Linked DNA regions of Homo sapiens: region 2 is linked to region 1. The links are chromatin loops, found by intact Hi-C in ENCODE. Cell type or tissue: sigmoid colon. All regions are shown on one strand.

The links. Hi-C counts contacts between places; a loop is a spot of excess contacts. Peaks named below come from ENCODE experiments on the same cell type or tissue, not always from the same donor. Only the 100,000 strongest peaks of a DNase experiment are listed, where the experiment ranks them.
Region 2: a loop joins it to region 1, with 10 times the contacts of the local background. A loop is called at or near these places in 8 of 110 quality-filtered maps.

What each region holds. Positions count from the first base shown.
Region 1 is chr19:11,443,368-11,451,367 of GRCh38, forward strand. PRKCSH (PRKCSH beta subunit of glucosidase II) reads left to right here. Exons shown (of 18, transcript NM_001289104.2): 8 at 2,022-2,106; 9 at 2,905-2,983; 10 at 3,707-3,793; 11 at 4,072-4,251; 12 at 4,326-4,422; 13 at 4,855-4,924; 14 at 5,173-5,262; 15 at 5,547-5,621; 16 at 5,709-5,808; 17 at 5,899-6,061; 18 at 7,279-7,601. The coding sequence ends at 6,045. It overlaps ELAVL3 (ELAV like RNA binding protein 3), which reads right to left. Exons shown (of 7, transcript NM_001420.4): 7 at 7,959-8,000. Among named protein-coding and RNA genes, the nearest start is that of PRKCSH, 12 kb to the left of the region's middle. In sigmoid colon, a CTCF peak has its summit at 3,542 (motif pointing left); DNase peaks (open chromatin) are centred at 2,828, 3,564, 4,097 and 5,874.
Region 2 is chr19:11,239,338-11,247,337 of GRCh38, forward strand. DOCK6 (dedicator of cytokinesis 6) reads right to left here. Exons shown (of 48, transcript NM_020812.4): 8 at 6,475-6,541; 9 at 6,226-6,375; 10 at 4,465-4,545; 11 at 4,220-4,373; 12 at 3,921-4,048; 13 at 3,722-3,815; 14 at 2,708-2,870. ANGPTL8 (angiopoietin like 8) reads left to right here and starts at 282. Exons shown (of 4, transcript NM_018687.7): 1 at 282-597; 2 at 798-959; 3 at 2,108-2,217; 4 at 2,323-2,606. The coding sequence starts at 301. The coding sequence ends at 2,350. RefSeq lists an enhancer at 4,144-4,954. In sigmoid colon, a CTCF peak has its summit at 4,117 (motif pointing right); a DNase peak (open chromatin) is centred at 4,204; H3K27ac peaks cover 441 bases.

The sequences.
Region 1 (8,000 bases):
AAACCCATCTCTACTAAAAATACAAAAATCAGCTGGACATGGTGGTGTGTGCCTGTAATCCCAGCTACTCGGGAGGCTAAGGCAGGAGAATTGCTTGAACCAGGAAGTTGGAGGTTTTCAGTGAGCTGAGATTGCGCCCCTATATTCCAGCCTGGCAACAGAGTGAGACTCCGTCTCAAAAAAAAAAAAAAAATTAGCCTGGCATGGTGGCATCTGCCTGTGGTCCCAGCTACTTGGGAGGCTGAGGCAGGAGAATCGCTGGAACCCGGGAGACAGAGGTTGCAGTGAGCTGAGATCTCGCCACTGCACTCCAGCCTGGGTGACAAAGCAATACTTCATCTAAAAAAAATAATAAAGAGCTTTTTCTATCTGGGGTTTGGCCCTTTGTCTGCAACTGAAGATTTTTTTTTAGTTTATTTATTTTTGAGATGGAGTCTCACTCTGTCGCCTAGGCTGAAGTGCCAATGGCCCGATCTCTGCTCACTGCAACCTCTACCTCCTGGGTTCAAGTGATTCTCCTGCCTAGGCTTCCTGAGTAGCTGGGATTACAGGCACCTGCCACCACAGCCGGCTAATTTTTGTAGTTTTAGTAGAGACGGGGTTTCACCGTGTTGGCCAGGCTGGTCTTGAACTCCTGACCTCAGGTGGCCTGCTTTGGCCTCCCAACGTGTTGGGATTACAGGCATGAGCCACGGTGCCCAGCTCTGTCTGCAACTGAAGATATTATTTCCCTTCTTCATTTGTTTTTGGTGCTAGAGCCTGGTGTTTTTTGGTAAGGCCACATTGCATGTAGAAAGGGAATTCACTGTCTGGCTCTGTCTGCCCCTGAATCTTTGTCGTGTTGCAAGCTTCCTTTCACTTGGGTCTGGGCAAGCTCAGGCCTGATTTTCCTCAGGATGTGTTCTCAGTGTGGAGCTGTGGAATCAGAGGGAAGCGCCATGTTTTGACCCAGATTCCCAAAGGGTGGCGGGGCTGAGCCAGGGCTCCGAGGGTAGATGGCCTGGATTGGGCCCCAGGCTACACCTCTCACTGGCTAGGTGATTATGGGCAGGTCCCTTCACCCACAGAAAGGTCAGGGACCCCTCAGGCCCTCATCTGTGAGACTCAGAACAGTGTCAGCCGGGTCTCCTGGGACATGCGGGATGTCCTGGGGTGACCTAAGACTCTCTAGAGGAAATACCAGCTGTTTTTATTCTGTTTGTAGAGGACCAAGCTGGAGCTTGGTATACAGTGGGAACTGAATCCTGGTATACAGTAGGAAGTTAATCATTGGAGCCGCTGTTGTGGCTGCTTTCCGCTCTGCTTAGGTTAGAGTAGCGACAGACAAAGGAGGGACTTTTGGGACAGAGGCTCGGTCCCCTTCTGTCCGGCTGGCCCCTCTTCCTGGGAGCAGCCCTGGGGACCCCCAAGATGCCCCCAGGACCGGTCTCCCTCCCTGTATCCTCCCCATCTCCCAGCATCCTTGGCCATGAAGTCTCATTCCTGCCAGCCCTGCCCCGACATGCCTCTGCCAGGTCCTAAACCTAAAGTCTCAGTGGTCGCTCTCCTCTCCCCAACCCCACCTCCCACCTCTGACCGTCTGCGCACTCCATCTGCGTCTCCCCAGAATCTGCCTCTGCTCCGTGCTTCTTCCTCAGTCCCCAGCCTGGGCCAGCCCTTGTTATCACCTGGCTTCTGCCCTCGCCCCCACCTCTGTCCCAACAGTGGCCTGACAGGGCTGCCCTCTGCCACCTGGGTTCCCACCTCCCTGCTCCAGCCCCACCAGTGGCCCTCCTGCCTCTGCACTCCCCACCTTGTCCCGGTCTCCCCCAACACAACCAGGCTTCAACCATTCACCTTGCTCTTCGTCTGTTCTCCCCTGGTAAGGGCAGGGACCTTTGTCTCCTCCACAGTCGTGTCCTCAGGGTCCAGCATGGGGCCAGGCATATAGTAGGCGCTTGGTGGCAAACGACCCTGTGGGGTGCGGGGGCTGATGGGAGCCGGTGGGTGGGCAGGGGGTGACAGAGGTGGCTTCTTTACAGAGCAGCTGGCTGCTGCCAAGGCCCAACAGGAGCAGGAGCTGGCGGCTGATGCCTTCAAGGAGCTGGATGATGACATGGACGGGACGTGAGTGTCCCCTAGTTGGAGCTGCCCACCTTTCCGTGGGCCTGGGTTTCCCTCCCCGCCACCCTCGCCTCTAGAAACCAGCCAGATCCTCCTTGGGTTCCCCCGGCGTGGGGTCCAGGCTGATCCCAAGCCCCGTGTGACCCCGCCTCTTACTCGTGGATGGCCAGGTCCAGGATGCCCTGGGCGAGGAGATAGGGGGACCACCCTCTCCCCAGGAGCTGGGCACAGACCCTCAGCCTCAGGGAGTGTGTCTAGGCATCTAGTGATCGGATGGCTTTTCCCAGCCCCACTACGCTCTGGGGAAAGCCAGACCTGGGTTCGAATCCTGGCTGTGCCTCTGAGCTTGCTGGGTTACCTGGTGGAGGGTGGACTTTTGGGGGCTGAGAGGCACACGGGGAGCCTAGGAGATGTCAGGTGCCAAGGAGCAGGGGGCTTCAGAGGGACCGAATGGGCAAGGGTGGGGGTGGGCTTTGCTGGGTGGGGGACCAAGGCAGATGGCAGCTTCAATGTGCCGGGTCCTGGGGTGGAAGGAGGTGCCACCTGGGTGAGTTGGTAGAGAGGTCATCGGACATTTGGGGGTCCAGGTATCTCCCAGTCCCACCCCTTACTTTGAGCTCCTTTGGGGTCATGGAGTCCTGAGGAGGGGGCAGGAGGGTGGGGAGGCCCCTACACCTTGAGGTCCTGAAGCAAGTTCCAGGGTGGGGCCCTGCAGGGAAGAACAGGTGGGCCACATGGTGCCCCCAACTGAGAGCCACTGGGGCCTCACCCCTCCAGTCTGCTTCTGCCACGCCCCCGCAGGGTCTCGGTGACTGAGCTGCAGACTCACCCGGAGCTGGACACAGATGGGGATGGGGCGTTGTCAGAAGCGGAAGCTCAGGTACCCCCGGCTGCCCCTTGGTTGGGGACTTCTAGGGAGCATTGCCCCAGGGTGACCTCAGGGCACAGGAGGGGGACCAAGGAAAGCTCCTTGCTGGCCTGGGATGCCTCCTCTGGGTGAGCTGGGATGGCAGCCACTCAGGGCCGCTTCCCGCCTGGCAGGACCCGGGATGGAGCCAGGTCGCGCTGGAGCCCGTTTCCCCGCACCTGCCCCCACTCTACCCGCTGTTGAGCACCCAATCCCCTTCCTCCCCCACCCCTGTCCTGCCCTATTCCCCTCCTCCCCCACACCCTCGTCCCCTGTCTGTCTCCTTTCCTATCCTCCTCCTTCCCCGTGGCCCCTGGCTTCTGGCCTCCCTTCTCTGCCCACCCCTGGGTTTCTCCCTCTCCATCTGCAGCCTGGGCCTTGGCCTCTCCCTTGGAGGGCCTGGCCCTCTCTGGTCCTGGGCTCTCTCTTCCTCCATCTGTACGTCCGTTTGTCCATCTGCTTCTCTCTTTCTGTCTCAGTGCCCCCAACCACTCCAGCCCCTGGTCTCCTCCTCCCCTCCCACGGGCCTGTGCTGCCCCCTCCTGGCCGCAGTGCCTCACTGGCGTGGCCCTGGCCTGGTCATCAGGGCCCGGGGCCCAGCCCTCCCGTGCCTGGCACCGCAGCCCGGGTGCCGGGGTGGCCGAGATGGGGGACACGTGGTGGCCTAGATCTTGACACCACCCCCAACACACACAGGCCCTCCTCAGTGGGGACACACAGACAGACGCCACCTCTTTCTACGACCGCGTCTGGGCCGCCATCAGGGACAAGTACCGGTCCGAGGTCAGTGGAGGAGAAGGGAGGGGACTTGGTCCTCCCACCACACTGCCCCCACCCCGCCTCACAAAGGAGCTGCCTCTGGTTCTGGCACCTGGCCACCCTGGCCAGCTGGGTGGCCCCAGCACCCCCCACCGAGACCCCCCGACCCCAGCTGTCGGTCCTCCCTGCAGGCCCCGCAGGAGGGGCAGAGACACCGAGGCTGCCCCTTGGGCTGTGGTGTGAGCCTGAGGGTGTGGGTGGACCCTGAGTCCACAACACCGACCGCACTGCTCACCCGCCAGGCACTGCCCACCGACCTTCCAGCACCTTCTGCCCCTGACTTGACGGAGCCCAAGGAGGAGCAGCCGCCAGTGCCCTCGTCGCCCACAGAGGAGGAGGAGGAGGAGGAGGAGGAGGAGGAAGAAGAGGCTGAAGAAGAGGAGGAGGAGGAGGATTCCGAGGTGCAGGGGGAGCAGCCCAAGGTCCGTGTTTGGGGGAGAAGTGGAGACAGAGAGGGTGGGGGAAGGGCTACTCACTGACCCTGCCCCTGCCCCAGGAGGCCCCACCGCCACTGTCACCCCCGCAGCCGGCCAGCCCTGCTGAGGAAGACAAAATGCCGCCCTACGACGAGCAGACGCAGGCCTTCATCGATGGTGAGGGTGGGCGGGGGCCAGGCTCCTCGGGTGGGCCCAGCGTTTCCTGCCGTGGTGGCACAGGTCGAGGGAAGATCCTGAGCTTAGACCCTGCTCTGACTCGGCCAGCACAAGCCCCAGTATCTTGGGGAGTCCAGGAAGGGGGCCTAGGGTAAGCCAGTCCCACCCTCGCCAGCCCCAAGGGGCCCTTCTGCCTCCCCAAGGGCCGCAGCTTGTTTGTGTCACTCCTGGCCCCACTCGCTCAGGAGCTGGGAGCCTGGGCAGCAAGTCGGGGCTGCTCTATAGCTGGTGAGGCCCTCAAGGCTGTCGGGGTGAAGTCCTTGGCCAGAGCAAAATGAGGGTATGGGAGCACACAGCCACATCCATGGAACCCCGTTCCCCATCCTCCTGGATGGGGTTGAGGACATCTCTGACCTCCAACCCCTCTCCCAGCTGCCCAGGAGGCCCGCAACAAGTTCGAGGAGGCCGAGCGGTCGCTGAAGGACATGGAGGAGTCCATCAGGTAGCGGGGGCTGAGGAGCGGGGACACCTGTCCCACAGCGACTGCTCCTTGACTCCCAGGGGAGCTGGTGATGGGGAATCACTGAGGCAACCACAGGCTGGGCCTGGTCCCTGCAGGGAGGGTCCCTGGGAGGTGGCAGGGAGGACAGCCTGGGCACCATTGCTCAGCCAGACCCTCCTGTGTCTGTCGTCCTGGGTCAGGCACTGGCGTCCCCAGCTGCCCCTTAACCGCTCCGCCTCCCCTTCCAGGAACCTGGAGCAAGAGATTTCTTTTGACTTTGGCCCCAACGGGGAGTTTGCTTACCTGTACAGCCAGTGCTACGAGCTCACCACCAACGAGTGCGTCCCAGGAATGCAGGGGCCCCCACTGGCAGGGTGGGAGGCGGGTGGCCCCGGAAGTGGCACCGGCAGTTTCCTGATGGTTGGGGAACCATCTGCGGGTGGGGCCCGAGAGTGCTGCCTTCCATATTGAGGGGGAGCAGAAGCCAGGGGCCAGGTTTAGGGTTGGTCATTGGAGTTGGAGGTACCCTGTGTGTGGGGACTGGAGGAGGCGGTGGGGGGTGGCTGTGGGAGGAGGCTGGAATCCCTGCGTTCCCCAACCCATATGTCCCGGTCCTCCACAGATACGTCTACCGCCTCTGCCCCTTCAAGCTTGTCTCGCAGAAACCCAAACTCGGGGGCTCTCCCACCAGCCTTGGGTGAGTGGCTTGGGCTGGCCCCTTCCCTCTGCCTCCTCCTGGTGCCCCGACACCGGCCCAGCCCTCAGCACCCTGTGTCTCTCACAGCACCTGGGGCTCATGGATTGGCCCCGACCACGACAAGTTCAGTGCCATGAAGTATGAGCAAGGCACGGGCTGCTGGCAGGGCCCCAACCGCTCCACCACCGTGAGTGCCTGCAAGGCAGGGGAGCTGGGGCGGGGAGACCCAGGCCTGGCCCAGCCGAACCCTCTCGAGCACCCGTCTGCCCATCCCCAGGTGCGCCTCCTGTGCGGGAAAGAGACCATGGTGACCAGCACCACAGAGCCCAGTCGCTGCGAGTACCTCATGGAGCTGATGACGCCAGCCGCCTGCCCGGAGCCACCGCCTGAAGCACCCACCGAAGACGACCATGACGAGCTCTAGCTGGATGGGCGCAGAGGTGGGCGGGGAGGTGGAGTCTCGTCGGCCTGCCCCAGCAAGGGGAGGCGGCGGGCCCTGAGGAAGATGGACCCACATGGCCACTCTATCAACCTGTGTCCCCATGTTCCCTGCTTTTTTGTTTTGTTTTTTTGAGGTGGAGTCTCACTCTTTGGCCCAGGCTGGAGTGCAGTGATGCGACCTCAGCTGACTGCAACCTCTACCTCCCGGGTTCAAACAATTGTCTTGTCTCAGCCTCCCAAGTAGCTGGGATTACAGGTGTGCACCACCATGCCTGGCTAATTTTTAGTAGAGATGGGGTTTCACCATGTTGGCCTGGATGGTCTCGAACTCCTGACCTCAGATGATCCACCTGCCTTGGCCTCCCAAAGTGCTGGGATTACAGGCATGAGCCACCACACCCGGCCATCTCCTGCCTTTTTTTTTTTGGATGGAGTTTCACTCTTGTTGCCGAGGCTGGAATGTGGAATGCAATGGCGCGATCTCGGCTCACTGCAACCTCCACCTCCTGGGTGCAAGCAATTCTCCTGCCTCAGCCTCCTGAGTAATTGGGACTACAGGCGCCGCCACCACGCCTGGCTAATTTTTTTGTATTTTTAGTAGAGATGGGGTTTCCCTGTGTTAACCAGGTTGGTCTCGATCTCCTGACCTCGTGATCCGCCCTCCTCAGCCTCCCAAAGTGCTGGGATTACAGGCTTGAGCTACCATGTCTGGCCATCCCCTGCTTTTTAAAAAAAGATTTTTTTACTTTTGAAACTAAATAGGCCAGGCGTCGTGGCTCACATCTGTAATCCCAGCACTTTGGGAGGCTGAGGTGGGCGGATCACTTGAGGTCAGGAGGTTGAGACCAGCCTGACCAACATGGTGTAAAACCCCATCTCTACTAAAAATACAAAAAAATTAGCTGGGTGTGGTGGTAGGTGCCTGTAGTTCCAGCTGCTCAAGAGGCTGAAGCACAAGAATCACTTGAACCCAGGAGGTAGAGGTTGGAGTGAGCCAAGATCATGCTACTGCACTCTCCAGCCTGGGCTACAGAGTGAGACTCTCAAAAAAAAAAAATAATAATAATAAGAGAAAATAGACAAGGTCTCCAGGCTGGTCAACTCCTGGCCTCAAATGATCCTCCCACCTCAGCCTCCCAAGCAGCCGGGACTACAGGCAAACATCACCATGTCCAGCTGTCCCCAGCTTTCTAATCTGGTCTTTCTCTTGCCCCAGAACCTCAAGAAGGCATGAAGCCAGCCCCTGCAGTGCCGTCCACCCGCCCCTCTGGGCCTGCCTGTGGCTCTGTTGCCCTCCTCTGTGGCGGCAGGACCTTTGTGGGGCTTCGTGCCCTGCTCTGGGGCCCAGGCGGGGCTGGTCCACATTCCCAGGCCCCAACAGCCTTCAAAGATGGGTAAAGGAGCTTGCCCTCCCTGGGCCCCCCACCTTGGTGACTCGCCCCACCACCCCCAGCCCTGTCCCTGCCACCCCTCCTAGTGGGGACTAGTGAATGACTTGACCTGTGACCTCAATACAATAAATGTGATCCCCCACCCAAACTTGTCTGTGTCTGCCTCGCTTTGCTGGGGTGTGGACCGGGGTGTGGGCAGGGGTTGAGCGCAGGGGACGCAGCTTTCTGCAGATCCCACCCGGGCCTCCCCCACCATCTGGGGATCACTCCTGAAGATACCAGGTGGATGGACCCTGGACCATTTCTGTCTTGAGCATCCATCCGGGCCCGTGTCCCACCTTCCCTGGGTCTCATCTGTGCTCTGTGGAGGCCAAGGGTTCCCTCCCGGGGCCAAAGCCCCTGCTGCAGACAGACCCAGGCCCAGAGAAGGACGGGGGCCTGGGCGCTACTACACAGGCTGCTCCTGCGTGCTCCCCGCGCAGCGGTGCAGAGATCACCCAAGGCCTTAAGATTCTGAACTTTTATTTTCTGGCATGAAAAGTACAAA
Region 2 (8,000 bases), 200 kb before region 1:
ATGCCTATTCATAGATGGAGAAACAGGCTCAGCATGGTGAGTCTCAGGAACTCCCAGCAGGGTCTGGGGCCCGTCCTCTCCCAATGCCCCCCACCCACACCTGGCCCTGAGCCCCAGGAAGCGTGATCCCGGCGTGGCCTAGCCGGACATTCGCCTGATGCAACTATCGCACCACTGCCAGGCCCTTGTGCAATGCGGGGCACCAGGTCGGCCAGTTAACGATTGACTGGGGATCAGTGGGGGTATGAGGCATAAAAGGCTTCAGTGACAGTGCTGTGGCTATACCTTAGACCCTCAGTCATGCCAGTGCCTGCTCTGTGCCTGCTCTGGGCCCTGGCAATGGTGACCCGGCCTGCCTCAGCGGCCCCCATGGGCGGCCCAGAACTGGCACAGCATGAGGAGCTGACCCTGCTCTTCCATGGGACCCTGCAGCTGGGCCAGGCCCTCAACGGTGTGTACAGGACCACGGAGGGACGGCTGACAAAGGCCAGGAACAGCCTGGGTCTCTATGGCCGCACAATAGAACTCCTGGGGCAGGAGGTCAGCCGGGGCCGGGATGCAGCCCAGGAACTTCGGGCAAGCCTGTTGGAGACTCAGGTGGGCACCGTAGCTGCGACACTGTGGGGTGGCCAGGAGTCCAAAGAGGAGTTCGTGTCTAGGGTAACCAACCATCCTGGTTTGCCCAGGACTGAAGGGATTCCTGGGATACAAGATTTTCAGCGATAAACTCAGGCAAGTCCTTAGGTACACAAAGATGAGTTGGACATCCTACTAGTGACCCACTGTTTATTAAGCAGATGGAGGAGGATATTCTGCAGCTGCAGGCAGAGGCCACAGCTGAGGTGCTGGGGGAGGTGGCCCAGGCACAGAAGGTGCTACGGGACAGCGTGCAGCGGCTAGAAGTCCAGCTGAGGAGCGCCTGGCTGGGCCCTGCCTACCGAGAATTTGAGGTCTTAAAGGTAAGGAGCTCCCCCAACCCTAGTGGGCTGAGACCCTGATTTCCGGCCAGAACTCGCTTCTGCACCTTGAGTCCCAAAGACCTCCCAGATCAGCCTCCCAGCTCTGTGGCCTCTACCCTGCATGTCCCCAGACAAAACTCAAGTCCTTTTGTGTGCCTCAGTTTCCCTTTTGTGTGCCTCAGTTGCAAATAAGGGCAACACCTGATATCTCACAGTAGGGCCAGGTACTCAATGCAGGTAAAATATTCAGCATGGGGCGGGCACACAGTTGGTGCTCAATAAATTCTTTTTTTTTTTTTTTTTGAGACAGAGTCTCACTGTTGCCCAGGCTGGAGTGCAGTGGTGTGATCTTGGCTCACTGCAACCTCCACCTCCTAGGTTCAAGTGATTCTCCTGCCTCAGCCTCCTGAGTAGCTGGAATTACAGGTGCACCAGCTAATTTTTGTATTTTTTAGTAGAGATGGGATTTCACCATGTTGGCCAGGCTGGTCTCGAACTCCTGACCTCAAGGGATCTGCCTGCCTCGGTTTCCCAAAGTGCTGGGATTACAGGTGTGAGCCACTACACCTGGCCAATAAATTCTTACTACTAGAGAAACTGGTAACATTTTGTGAGCACCCAGTAAGTACCCAGCACTGTTCTATGCCCTTTAATAATCCATATGATGGCCGGGCATGGTGGCTCATGCCTGTAATCCCAGCACTTTGGGTAGCTAAGGTGGGTGGAACACTTAAGGTCAGGAGTTCGAGACCACCCTGGCCAACATGGTGAAACCCCGTCTCTACTAAAAATACAAAAAATTAGCTGGGCGTGGTGGCACATGCCTGTAGTCCCAGCTACTCAGGAGGCTTAGGTAGGAGAATCGCTTGAACCTGGGAGGTGGAGGTTGCAGTGAGCTGAGATCGTGTCATTGCACTCAGCCTGGGTGACAGAGAGAGACTCAAAAAAAAAAAAAAATCCATAGGATGTTCATCACCTCCCCATGAAGTGAGTCCTATTTTATCCCCATTTTACAGATGGGGAAACTGAGGCCAAAGAGCATTGTTGACTTGCTGGGTCACACAGATACAATGAGGGGCTGGGGCAGAGGGTCAGGGGATGGGAGGTGAGGTGGCTGTCGGCTGAGGTTTCCATTCTGACCCCCACAGGCTCACGCTGACAAGCAGAGCCACATCCTATGGGCCCTCACAGGCCACGTGCAGCGGCAGAGGCGGGAGATGGTGGCACAGCAGCATCGGCTGCGACAGATCCAGGAGAGGTGAGCCTGGCAGGGGTTTGGCAGGCAGGGCAGTTGGATGGGGGGCGCACAGGGCAGCTGGAAAGGGGCCCCCTCACCTGGGCTGAGCCACATCTCCCTCCCCAGACTCCACACAGCGGCGCTCCCAGCCTGAATCTGCCTGGATGGAACTGAGGACCAATCATGCTGCAAGGAACACTTCCACGCCCCGTGAGGCCCCTGTGCAGGGAGGAGCTGCCTGTTCACTGGGATCAGCCAGGGCGCCGGGCCCCACTTCTGAGCACAGAGCAGAGACAGACGCAGGCGGGGACAAAGGCAGAGGATGTAGCCCCATTGGGGAGGGGTGGAGGAAGGACATGTACCCTTTCATGCCTACACACCCCTCATTAAAGCAGAGTCGTGGCATCTCACCCAGGGTGTCTGTGTGTGTCCTTGGCTTAGGGAGACCCCACCCAGCATGATGTATGAATACCTCCCATTCAAGTGCCCAGCTGGGCCCCAGAGGCCGTACCTGTAGCTGGTATGGGGGGCATAGACTTCGCGGGCGGGGAACTCCAGAATCTCCTTGGTGGGCCGGCCCCTGGGGTCCGGGTAGGGCTTGATATGAAGCAGCTCAGGGGAGAGGCAGAAGTGGGGATTTTCAGGAGCCGGAGAAATGTCGATCTTGAGCTGGGCTGGGAAGGGAAGAACCGGTTTGCACCTGCCTGGGAGCCTCCTGGCTCAGCCCACCCTTTCTGGGCTGTGTAGTCAGGGCAGACTCTCCCATGATGTTCTCTGGGGACTGGGGGCTGTGTCCCTCAGGCGCCAAGGCCAGAAATTGCCCTCAACTCTGCTGTCTGTCACCCTAAATTTTTTTTCGTTTTTGTTTTTCTTTTTTTTAAGTGGAGTCACTCTGTTGCTCAGGCTGGAGTGCAGTGGGGCGATCTCGGCTCACTGCAACCTCTGCCTCCCCAGTTCAAGTGATTCTCCTGCCTCAGCCTCCCAGGTAGCTGGGATTACAGGTGTGTGCCACCACACCTGGTGAATTTTTGTATTTTTAGTAGAGATGGAATTTCACCATGTTGGCCAGGCTGGTCTCAAACTCCTGACCTCAAGTGATCTGCCCGCCTCGGCCTCCCAAAGTGCTGGCATTACAGGTATGAGCCATCACACCTGGCCCCCAGGCTGGTCTTGAGCTCCTGGGCTCAAACAATCATCCTCCTGCCTCAGCCTCCCAAAGTGTTGGCGTTACAGACTTGAGCCACTGCACCCCAGCCTTACCCCTACATTTGATCAACTCTGCCCCCAGGACCCCTGCCTGCCCCGCTGCCATTAACCACCTATTGACGCTGTATCCATCTTATTTATTCTGCTTCTTGTCTATGGTCCCCATTAGAAGCTGTAGCCAGCCCCTGAGGTCAGGGATTTGTCCATCATGGTCATCGTTGGGTCTCTGATGCCCCTGGCACAGTAGGTGCTCTCAGTGTAGGTTTGTTGAGTGGCTGAGTGAGAGTGATACTTCTTGTGTATGGGGTGTGCCACGCACCAGTCACAGGACGTAGTCGCCGCAGCAGGGACGACGGGCGCCTCATGTCAGCCAGGAACTTGAAGAGGTCCTCGTCACTGAGTCGCTCAGCCTCCTACATGGGACCCACTCCCGTCAGCCTGGGCCAGGGGGCTAGGGGTCCCCAGGGCTAATGCAGCCAGCGGGGAGTGGGAGAGTCCCTGGCCCCAGGGTAGGACACCTGCTTAAAGAAGTTTGTGACAGTTAGCGTGGCTGGACGGAAGCCAGAGAAGCTGCAGGCGTCGTCCCCACTACTCGCCCGGTCCTGGGGCCCCCGACGGCGGCGGTCTGTCCAGGCTGGCCGGCGCTCTAGGGGAGGGAATGACAATGACAAAAGGGGGACCAAGATGAAACAGGGAGACTCAGGGGCGGCACAGTTCGGCCAGCAGAGGGCGCACCCCCTCGCCCCGTAGCCCCGCCCCAGGCCTGTCAGCACCACCCTTTAGCCCCGCCCCAAGCCTGTTAGCCCCGCCTCCTCACCGCCCTCCGAGTCAGAGTCCCGGTCCAGCTGCCCAGCGCTGCTCACGATGTTGGCCAAGTGCACGGCCGTCCAGGCGAAGGGCATGCGGTAGCGGCCCAGGCGGGTGCAGAACTGCTCGGCCGCCAGGCGCAGCTTCTCTAGCTTCTCTTTGTTCTGTGGGGAGACCCCGTCCCCTGCCAGCTCAGCATCCTAGCCCTGCTGAGTCAGGGATCTGTTGCCCCTAGTCCAGCCTCCACACGCTTACCTTGGCTGTGTCCACTTCTTTCAACACCATGTAAGGCTCACAGCACTCACTGATGTCCCCTTGCTGAAGCACCTTCTCCAACTGCGGGGCAGATGAATGAATCCAGTGAGGCGCTGCCCGAACGCTCTGTTCCCCCGTGCTGGCTCCCCAGCCTCCTGGACCCCTCATGGGCCCTCGGACACTCCTAACATATGAAGGCCTTTGCTCCAACACCTCCCATGGCTCCCGCTGTCCTTGGGATCAAGGGTTAGTGTTGGCCTGCCTGGTGGCTACTCCCTCCCATTCTTCAGATCTACCCCTAACCTCCAAGCCTACCTTTAGCTGGTGATATTTTCCCTAAATTTACTTATTTATTTACATTTATGTATGTATGTATGTATGTATTATATAGAGACAGGGGTCTCGCTATGTTGCCTAGGCTGGTCTCAAACTCTTGGGCTCAAGTGATGCCCCTGCCTCTGCCTCCCAAAGTGCTGGGATAACAGGCTTGCTGTGAATTTTTTTTTTTAGACAGAGTCTCCCTGTTGCCCAGGCTGAAGTGCGTGATGGGATCTCAGCTCACTGCAACCTCTGCCTCCTGAGTTTAAGCAATTCTCCTGCCTCAGCCTCCTGAGTAGCTGGGATTACAGGCATGACCCACCACACCTGGCTTTTTTTTTTTTTTTTTTTTTTTTTTTGAGATGGGGTCTCGCTCTGTCACCCAGACGGAAGTGCAATGGCACAATCTCGGCTCACTGCAACCTCTGCCTCCCGGGTTCAAGCAATTCTCCTGCCTCAGCCTCCCAAGTAGCTGGGACTACAAGCGCCTGCTACTACGTCCCGCTAATTTTTGTATTTTTAGTAGAGACGAGGTTTCACCATTGGTCAGGCTGGTCTGGAACTCCCAACTTCAGGTGATCTGCCTGCCTCGGCCTCCCAAAGTGCTGGGATTACAGGCGTGAGCCACCGCGCCCAGCCAATTTTTGTGTTTTTAGTAGAGAATGGGTTTCACCATGTTGGCAAGGTTGGTCTCAAACTCCTGGGCTAAAGCGATCCTCCCGCCTCAGCCTCCCAAAGTGCTAGGATTACAGTTGTGAGTCACTGTGCCTGGCCTTCCCTACATTTTTCTTTGTTAGTGTAAATAGAGGCCACTCTGGGCATGGCTCTGAGCCATGAGGCCTAGACTCCAATCCTGACCACTCAGGGGCTGTGGGACCCTGGGCAGTGGGACCCTATCCACTCTGTGCCTCAGTTTCCCCATCTGGAAAATGGGAACCATGGCACCCCTCCACCTTAGGCCCTGTGGTGAGGACTGAAGGAGGGATCCCTGTGAAGCGTGACCATAGCAGCACCTGCCTGTGGATACTGGATTCATTTCATCATTGCAAACTAATAGAAGGTTTTGAGAAAAGAAATTTGACCTCCCTCCCAGAAACAGAAAATCTCAAATGAGGGTGCCAACTATGTCTTTCATCTGTCCACAAACTTCCCAACAGCATCTCACCCACCTCCGAGGACCCCAGCCTGTCACATGTGCCTAGGGATGGCTTTTCTCCCCAGGCTGCCCACGTATAGTTATCAGCTCAACTGTCGCCTCTCCCTGGAAGCCCTTGGTGATTTCTCCCCACCTGAGTTGGATCAGGGGCCTCCTCCCTGCCTGTGTTTCCCCCACAACAGCCCTGATTACCCTTCTTGGTGATGTATCTGTCTCATTCTGTGAAGGCAGGGACTAAATCAGTGACATTCGCCATTACCACCCCCTTGCCCAGCCCCAGCAGGCACCTTGATGACCAGGAAGATGTCAGGTGAGGGGTAGGTCACAGAGAAGATGGCAGAGCGGGCCAGGGTGGAGATGGCAGGGTGGGTGCCATGAGCCCGAAGCAGCCCCTTCATGGAGTCCGAGTTCAGGTCGAAGTAGAAGTTCTCCGAGATCTGGGGACACCAGAGGCAGCTGGGCCACCACCTCTGGGAAGCCCACAGCCCCCCAACAAGGAGAAGGAAGGGGAGGAAAGAGAAAAAAGGGCCTCCTACCTTCTTTTTCTCCCGCACATCATACAGAGCCAAGATCCCAAAGATGGGCTCAATTTCAATCTCGAACCTACAAGTAAATGGGAGGGAGGGGGCTCTCCTTAACACTTCCCGCTGTCCACACACCCCACTCCCTCTTGAGGCCCAAGGTGGGGGGCATCTGACTCCCACTGGGCCACATGGAACCGCCACTTAAGGGCTTGCAGAAAAGGTACATCTCATTTTGCAAAAGGGGAAACTGAGGCACTGAAGTTTTTTGTTGGTTTTTTTTTTTTTGAGACAGAGTCTCGCTCTGTTGCCCAGGCTGGAGTGGAGTGGTGCGATCTCGGCTCACTGCAACCTCTGCCTCCCGGGTTTAAGCAATTCTCCTGCCTCAGCCTCCTGAGTAGCTGGGACTACAGGCACGTGCCACCATGCCCAGCTAATTTTTTGTGTTTTTAGTAGAGACAGGGTTTCTATGTATGTATTTATTTATTATATAGAGACGGGGTCTCGCTGTGTTGCCCAGGCTGGTCTCAAACTCTTGGGCTCAAGTGATGCCCCCGCCTCTGCCTCCCAAAGTGCTGGGATAATAGGCATGAGCCATCACGTCCCCGGCTTGCTGTGAATTTTTTATTTTATTTTTTTAGACAGAGTCTCCCCTGTTGCCCAGGCTGAAGTGCGTGGTGGGATTTCACCATGTTGGCCAGGCTGGTCCCACCCGCCTCAGCCTCCCAAAGTGGTGGGATTACAGGCGTGAGCCACCGCGCCCCGCCGACACTGAAGTTTTTTTCCCCCTCCCTACACCCTCAGTAAGTAACTCACACAGAGCTCCTCCTCCCTGCAACCACGGCCCTTGTTCCGTTGGCATGGGGGCAGTTTTGGGCTCAACAATCCCCACATCTTGAAATTCTCAACTTCCGGGTTTCCCCATCCCTCCTTTCTGGGGTGTCATCTGCCGCCATTGTCACTCTGCACGGAGTTCCCATCTCGCTCACCTGAACGGCCACCATAAAAGTCCTTCCCTGTCTTACTCCACCTTGCTGGCCTCCGCTCACCACGCACCTCCAAACTGAAACACTGAGCACTCCCCGTTACACCCCTTCCATCCTCTCTATTCAGCCAGCTCCTCTTCCTCACTGGGTCTCCATGTACACGTCCCCCTGCAAGGGAAGCTGTCCCAGATACCCGCTCGCACCCCTCAAGCTGGGCCAGGGGACTCCTCCAGGACTCTAGGCACTTTCAGCATCGCTTATCCCGGCTCTGTGTGGTCATCGCATGGTTATGTGTCCTGTATACAGTAGGGACTTCATAAATGTTTTATTTTTGTTTCTTTGTTTGTTTGAGGCTGGAGTGCAGTGGCACAATCTCGGCTCACTGAAACCTCTGCCCTCCGGGTCAAGAGATTCTCCCGCCTCAGCCTCCCAAGTAGTGGGGATTACAGGTGCCTGCCACCACGTCTGGCTAATTTTTTTTTTTTTTTTTCAGTAGAGATGGTGTTTTGCCATGTTGGCCAGGCTGGTCTCAAATTCCTGAGCTCAGGTGATCCG